2 separate regions of the Homo sapiens genome follow, and region 1 is linked to region 2. A link is a contact called in ENCODE Hi-C or POLR2A ChIA-PET data. All regions are on one chromosome and are shown on one strand. The core of a region is the stretch at or near the end of the contact, and the rest is flanking DNA. Distances in the headings are between cores, read along the strand shown.

Region 1 (2,718 bases), core at 214-2,713, 150 kb after region 2:
CCAGTCTGGAGTGCAGTGGTGCGATCTCAGCTCACTGCAACCTCTGCCTCCTGGGTTCACTCAATTCTTCTGCCTCAGCCTCCCAAGTAGCTGAGACTACAGGCGCGCACCACCACGCCCGGCTAATTTTTCTACTTTTGTAGAGACAGGGTTTCACCATGTTGGCCAGGCTGGTCTCAAACTCCTGACCTCAAGTGATCCACCTGCCTCGGCCTCCCAAAGTGCTGGGACCATAGACATGAGCCACCACGCCCAGGCCAAATTTATTTTTATTGATTTACTTTGAGACAGGATCTCACTGTCCCCTAGGCTGGAATACAGTGGTGTGATCATAACTCACTGCAACTCAAACTCCTGGGATCAAGAAATACTTCCACCTCAGCCTCCCAAGTAGCTGGGATTACAGGCAGAGGCTATCACACTCAGCCAATTCTAATTTTTTGTAGAGGTAGGGTCTCACTATGTTGCCCAGGCTGATCTCAAACTCCTGGCTTTGTGATCCTCCACCTCAGCCTCCCCAAGCACTGGTATTACAAGCATGAGACACTGTACCAAGCCAACACTTTTTTTTAAGTTGTAGGAAAATATGCTTCTGGATACTGATAACAGTCTTGTGAGTGATGTTTTATACAGGCAACTAGTAGGATTTTTTGCTTTGTCTCTTTCTCAGGGTTGTAATTGTATTGAAACAAATTTATAAGGATGTAATTAATAAGACAGAAAACTCATTTGTAACTTATAGGTGAAAGTACTTGTGCTCACTTTCTAGGGATCCTTTTTTTTTTTTTTTTTTTTTGAAACAGAGTCTCGCTCTGTCGCCCAGGCTGGAGTGCAGTAGTTCAATCTTGGCTCACTGCAACCTTTGCCTCCTGGACTCAAGAGATTCTCTTGCCTTGGCCACCTGAGTAACTGGGATTATAGGCACACACTATGATGCCTGGCTAATTTTTTGTATTTTTAGTAGAGATGGGGTTTCACCATGTTGGCCAGGCTGGTCTCGAACTCCTGACCTCAAGCAATCCACCTGCCTCCGCCTCCCAAAGCACTGGGATTACAGGAATGAGCCACCGCACCCGGCCAGGATCCCCTTCTTAATATCAAAATGCCTAGGAAATTGGAACTCCTCCAGGACTAGAATTAGCACCCTGTTTCTTTACCTCTTAAGCCTCTCATCTCACCTAATCTGTTTTCCATTCCTATTATCCTATTGATTTTGCCATTCCTAAGGTCACCAGAGTTCTTCTGAAGTTGCCAGATTTAGTAGCTTCTTTTTTTGGTCCTCTTTTTTACCTGTGAAGATTAAATATGAAAATCTGTTTCTACACTATAGATGAAAAGCCCTTCTTAAACTGTAAAATAAATGTTACTATAATCCCCTAAAGAGTCACTGTTGTAAGTATCAGTTCCTTTTTTCTTTTTTTTTTTTTTTTTGTTTGAGACGGAGTTTCACTCTTGTTGCTCAGGCTTGAGTGCAATGGCGGGATCTCAGCTCACTGCAACCTCCGCCTCCCAGATTCAACCGATTCTCCTACCACAGCCTCCCAAGTAGCTGGGATTACAGGCATGCACCAACACACCTGGCTAATTTTTTGTATTTTTAGTAGAGACGGGGTTTCTCCATGGCAGTCAGGCTGGTCTTGAACTCCCGACCTCAGGTGATCCGCCCACCTCAGCCTCCCACAGGGCTAGGATTACAGGAGTGAGCCACTGCACCCAACACATAATATAGTTTCTTTTTCATGGTACATTTAAAAAATTGAATTGAAAAAATAGAAATGAGGGTTTTTTCTTTTTTTTTTTTCCCATCACCCATGCTGGAGTGCAGTGGTGTGATCTCGGCTCACTGTAACTTCCACCTCCTGGGCTCAAACAATCCTCCCACCTCAGCCTCCTGAGTAGCTGGGACCAGCTGGGTGCATACCACCATGCCCAGCTAATTTTTTGTATTTTTGGGAGAGACAGGGTTTCACCATGTTGCCCAGGCTGGTCTCAAACTCCTGAGCTCAAGTGATCTGCCCTCCTTGGCCTGCCAAAGTGCTGGGATTATAAGTGTGAGCCACAGCACCCAGCCAGAAATTAATTTTCATCTTCAATTAATATCTGAAATTGAGGCTAAGATGGCTTTTCAAAACATTCCTATTTGGCTTTGAGAGGCTTTGAAATAGTGTCCAAATGTACTTCTATCCATGGATGTAACTACATCCTAAAGGATGTTTATATTAAGACATACTGCAGCCAGCCATGGTGGCTCACGCCTGTAATCCCAGCACTTTGGGAGGCCAAGGCGAGTGGATCACCTGAGGTCAGGAGTTCTAAACAAACCTAGCCGACATGGTGAAACCTCATCTCTACTAAAAATACAAAAATTAGCCGGGCATGGTGGCGGATGCCTGTAATCCCAGCTACTAGGGTTGGGGGTGGGGTGCGAGGGGGGGCGCTGAGGCTGGAGAATTGCTTGAACTCAGGAGGTGGAGGTTGCAGCAGTGAGCCAAGATCGCCCCATCTCACTCCAGCTTGGGGGGCAAGAGCGAGACTTTGTCTCAAAAAAAAAAAAAAATCCCAAGAAAGTAATGGTTTTAAGGCATCACAAGTTATCAGCAGTTTGAAAATCCAAGTCCAAATAAATTATTTTTCTTGGATAAGCAAATACCAAGATTCTACTATGTGCTAGGTAATATGCTAGACCCTTTACAAAGGTTATCTCATTAAATTCTCACA
Region 2 (2,991 bases), core at 191-2,690:
ATAAGCAAACAATTTGAATTACTTCTAATTCCAGCCAGCCTGGGCAACATAGGGAGACCGCCCCTCTACAAAAATTTAGAATTAGCTGGGTGTGGTGCTGTGCATCTGTTGTCCTAGTTATTCTGGAGGCTGAGATGGAAGGATAGTTTGAGTCCAAGAGTTTGAGGTTGCAGTGATCACCCCACTGCACTCCGGGCTGGACATCAGAGTGAGATCCTGTCTCTAAAAAAACTTTTTTTAAAGTGAATTATTTCTAATTCTTACAACATTTATGTGTAGAAGCATTATTACTAGCTCCCTTTTGCAAATGATTTAATAGAATCATGAATAGCATCACACACAGCAAGTGTGATTCACACCCAATTCTGCCTGTGCTCTTTAATTCTGAGATTACAGCAAAACCAAACTGTGGCTCCAGCCTGTCTCCAATCATTTACTCTCTTCTTACTCTTATTTTATCCTACACTCTAAATCTCTCTTACTTTGAAGGGCAAACTCAACTATAGAAACTCTTTTAATACAGTTCTTGGAACGTTTTAAAGTTGTAGAGATTAGTTTGTCAGCAAATTCTGAAATAATCTGAGCTTTCTTGATCGAGCAAGAAACAGTAACTTACAATTGCGTGTTGTTTATGGAGTTAGTGATGAAGCTGCCATTCTTGAGCACCCACTATGTGCCAGGCAGAGGATAAATTATAGTGAAGGAAATAGACATGATTCTCACTCTCATGGAGTTGACAGTCAGACATTAAACAAATATATAAAAATACAACTATGTAAAGGTGTAGAAGACTGAGCCAAGTGAGGAAAACATGAAAGACCTAATTCAGATTGGAGGTAGGGGATCAGAGAATTCTACCAAAAAACACGCAAAAGTGTTTTGTATTCTAGGATGCAAGGTGCTAAACCCTCCAAAAGACCCCACCAGGATGCAACCCCCGTGGCGATAAGATCTTGATGCCCCATTGTCAAGGGGTGGTGCGACTTTGTCCCACTCTGGGGTGGGGTGACCGCCGGCTTTATCCTACATTGTTGTGGCGTGAGGTGAGTTTTCATCATCCGAACTTTCTGATGTTTTCCCCTAGTGTCTTCTTTCCCAGCGTCTTTCTGCCAGATCTTCCGCTCTGCTGTGACAACCTCCTGTCACATCAGTACCGTTGGAGCTGGATTGTTTTTTTCTCCTTGTACCCCGCGAGCCTATAACTTCACGGAGGCGGCTCCTTGGATGGCTTATGGCCCCGCCATTTCATTCAGTCACACAGTCCATTCCTGTCTGGCCGGCGGCAGGTGGGTTGGAGGTGCGCGGGCGGGCGGGCGGGCGTGCGAGAGCGTCCGGCGCTCCTCTCCCCTCCGCGGTCGCCGGATCCGCGAGAGCGCTCGGCTCGCGTTCTAGGCTGTTTGCGCCTGGAGCGCGCCGCGGGCCCGCGCTCGCTCCCGCCTGTCTTCGCGTCCGCGGCGGCCAGGACACCGCGCGCCGCCTCACGCTACCCTGCAGGCCGCCCGCGTCTGCCCTCGCGGCGCGCTCCCGGGCCCGGCCGCGGTTCCCCACTCGGGCCGGCTGGCTCGCGGGTTCTCTCGCCCCGCCCCCCTCGGCGCCACCGCTGGGCGCTTGCGCGGGGCGCGTGGCCGTGGCCAGGGTCTCCGCCGCAGCCCGAGCAGCCGCCGCCGCCTCAGTCAGTCAGTCAGTCCCCAGCAATGGCGGACGGAGGTGAGCGAGAGGAGCTGCTCTCGCCGTCACCGGTCTCTCCGGCTAAGCGGCAGTGTTCGTGGCCCAGCCCGCAGGCTCATCACCCTCGCGGTTCGCCTGGGGCAGCCGGCGGAGGGGCAGGGGGCGTCGGCAGCAGCTGCCTGGTCCTCGGGGCCCGCCCCCACCTGCAGCCGGATTCCTTACTGGACTGCGCCGCCAAGACGGTGGCGGAAAAGTGGGCATACGAACGGGTGGAGGAGCGCTTCGAGCGGATCCCGGAGCCCGTGCAGCGCCGCATCGTCTACTGGTCCTTCCCGCGGAATGAGCGGGAGATCTGCATGTACTCCAGCTTCCAGTACCGGGGCGGCCCCGGCGCCGGCGCTGCTGGCGGCGCCGCGGGGGCTTCGCCGGCCGAGGAGGGGCCGCAGCCACCCCCCGGGGCCGCCGCTCCGGCCGGCTCCGCCCCCGGGGGCGTCGCGGCTGGGGCATCCCCCGGGCTGGGCGCAGGGGCCGGCGCGGCCGGCTGCGGTGGCGAGGGGCTCCCGTTCCGCCGGGGCATCCGTCTGCTGGACAGCGGCTCCGTGGAGAACGTGCTGCAAGTCGGTATGTGCTCGTCCAGGCGTTCTCGGGTCCTCAGCCTCCTCTTCCGCGGGTGCCTCTTCTCGGCCCGAGCCCTGGGGCCGAGACCCCGGCCTTCTGCCCAACTCCTGTACCCCTGCCGAAGGACGAACAAGTCACAAAAACTTTTTTCAACCTTTCACTCAGGTCCACCACTGCTCTTTCCTCCACTGACCCTCTACCCCAATTTCTTTTTGTTTGAAGAGTGAATAGATCTCTCTTCTTCACTCTTTCTATTCCCCACACCAAGGCAAAGAGAATGGGGAGGTATGACTTTTTGGATGTAATAATTTCAGAAATGTGTTGTCCTAATTTAAGTTTGGAGAGGAGAGGATTGTTAGTAAATCTGGAACAAGCGGTTTTAGAGGGAGCGTTTGAGGGACAGACTGTCAGAGGCAATCTATAGCCCTAGCCGATTGAGTCTCGATGAAATTAACACTGGGAAAAAAGCCCCAACAAAATACTGCATGTTTCAGACAGTTTTAATTGTCTGCGTTAGGATTTTTCCCCTGGACCGGTGATGCTTGGGAATCTAGGCTGCGGACTAACAATAACCGAAGATGGAAATGTGACAGCTTCTCCTCCACACCCCCACCCAAGGAAAAAAAAAAAAAAAGCCATACAATCTGGAGTGGGGGTGGGGTCTCTCTTCCTTGTCAGACTGGGGTAAATCAAAAGCTGGTCACG

What was found. Hi-C counts contacts between places; a loop is a spot of excess contacts on that map. ChIA-PET counts read pairs that join two places held with the same protein, here RNA polymerase II (POLR2A). Pooled maps may share reads with other maps.
Region 1: a loop to region 2 is called in a map of naive thymus-derived CD4-positive, alpha-beta T cell, with 5 times the contacts of the local background. The contact joins the enhancer-like site here to the promoter of ZSWIM5 in region 2. A Hi-C loop is called at or near these places in 3 of 168 maps with a recorded cell type or tissue (CD4-positive, alpha-beta memory T cell and naive thymus-derived CD4-positive, alpha-beta T cell) and 8 of 50 pooled maps. POLR2A ChIA-PET finds 5 or more read pairs at or near these places in 6 of 52 experiments (CD8-positive, alpha-beta memory T cell, Caco-2, OCI-LY7 and 3 more).

What each region holds. Positions count from the first base shown.
Region 1 is chr1:45,051,841-45,054,558 of GRCh38, reverse strand. The region is part of intron 4 of ZSWIM5 (zinc finger SWIM-type containing 5); the gene reads left to right. Among named protein-coding and RNA genes, the nearest start is that of UROD, 41 kb to the right of the region's middle. Within about 2 kb of position 1,463, at least 3 of the 41 ENCODE cell types and tissues checked have a DNase peak (open chromatin) inside an H3K27ac peak, as active enhancers do; they include OCI-LY7, where a contact is called at or near this core.
Region 2 is chr1:45,205,054-45,208,044 of GRCh38, reverse strand. ZSWIM5 (zinc finger SWIM-type containing 5) reads left to right here and starts at 1,440. Exons shown (of 14, transcript NM_020883.2): 1 at 1,440-2,289. The coding sequence starts at 1,695. RefSeq lists silencers at 1,214-1,633, 1,834-1,993 and enhancers at 1,062-1,961, 1,962-2,862.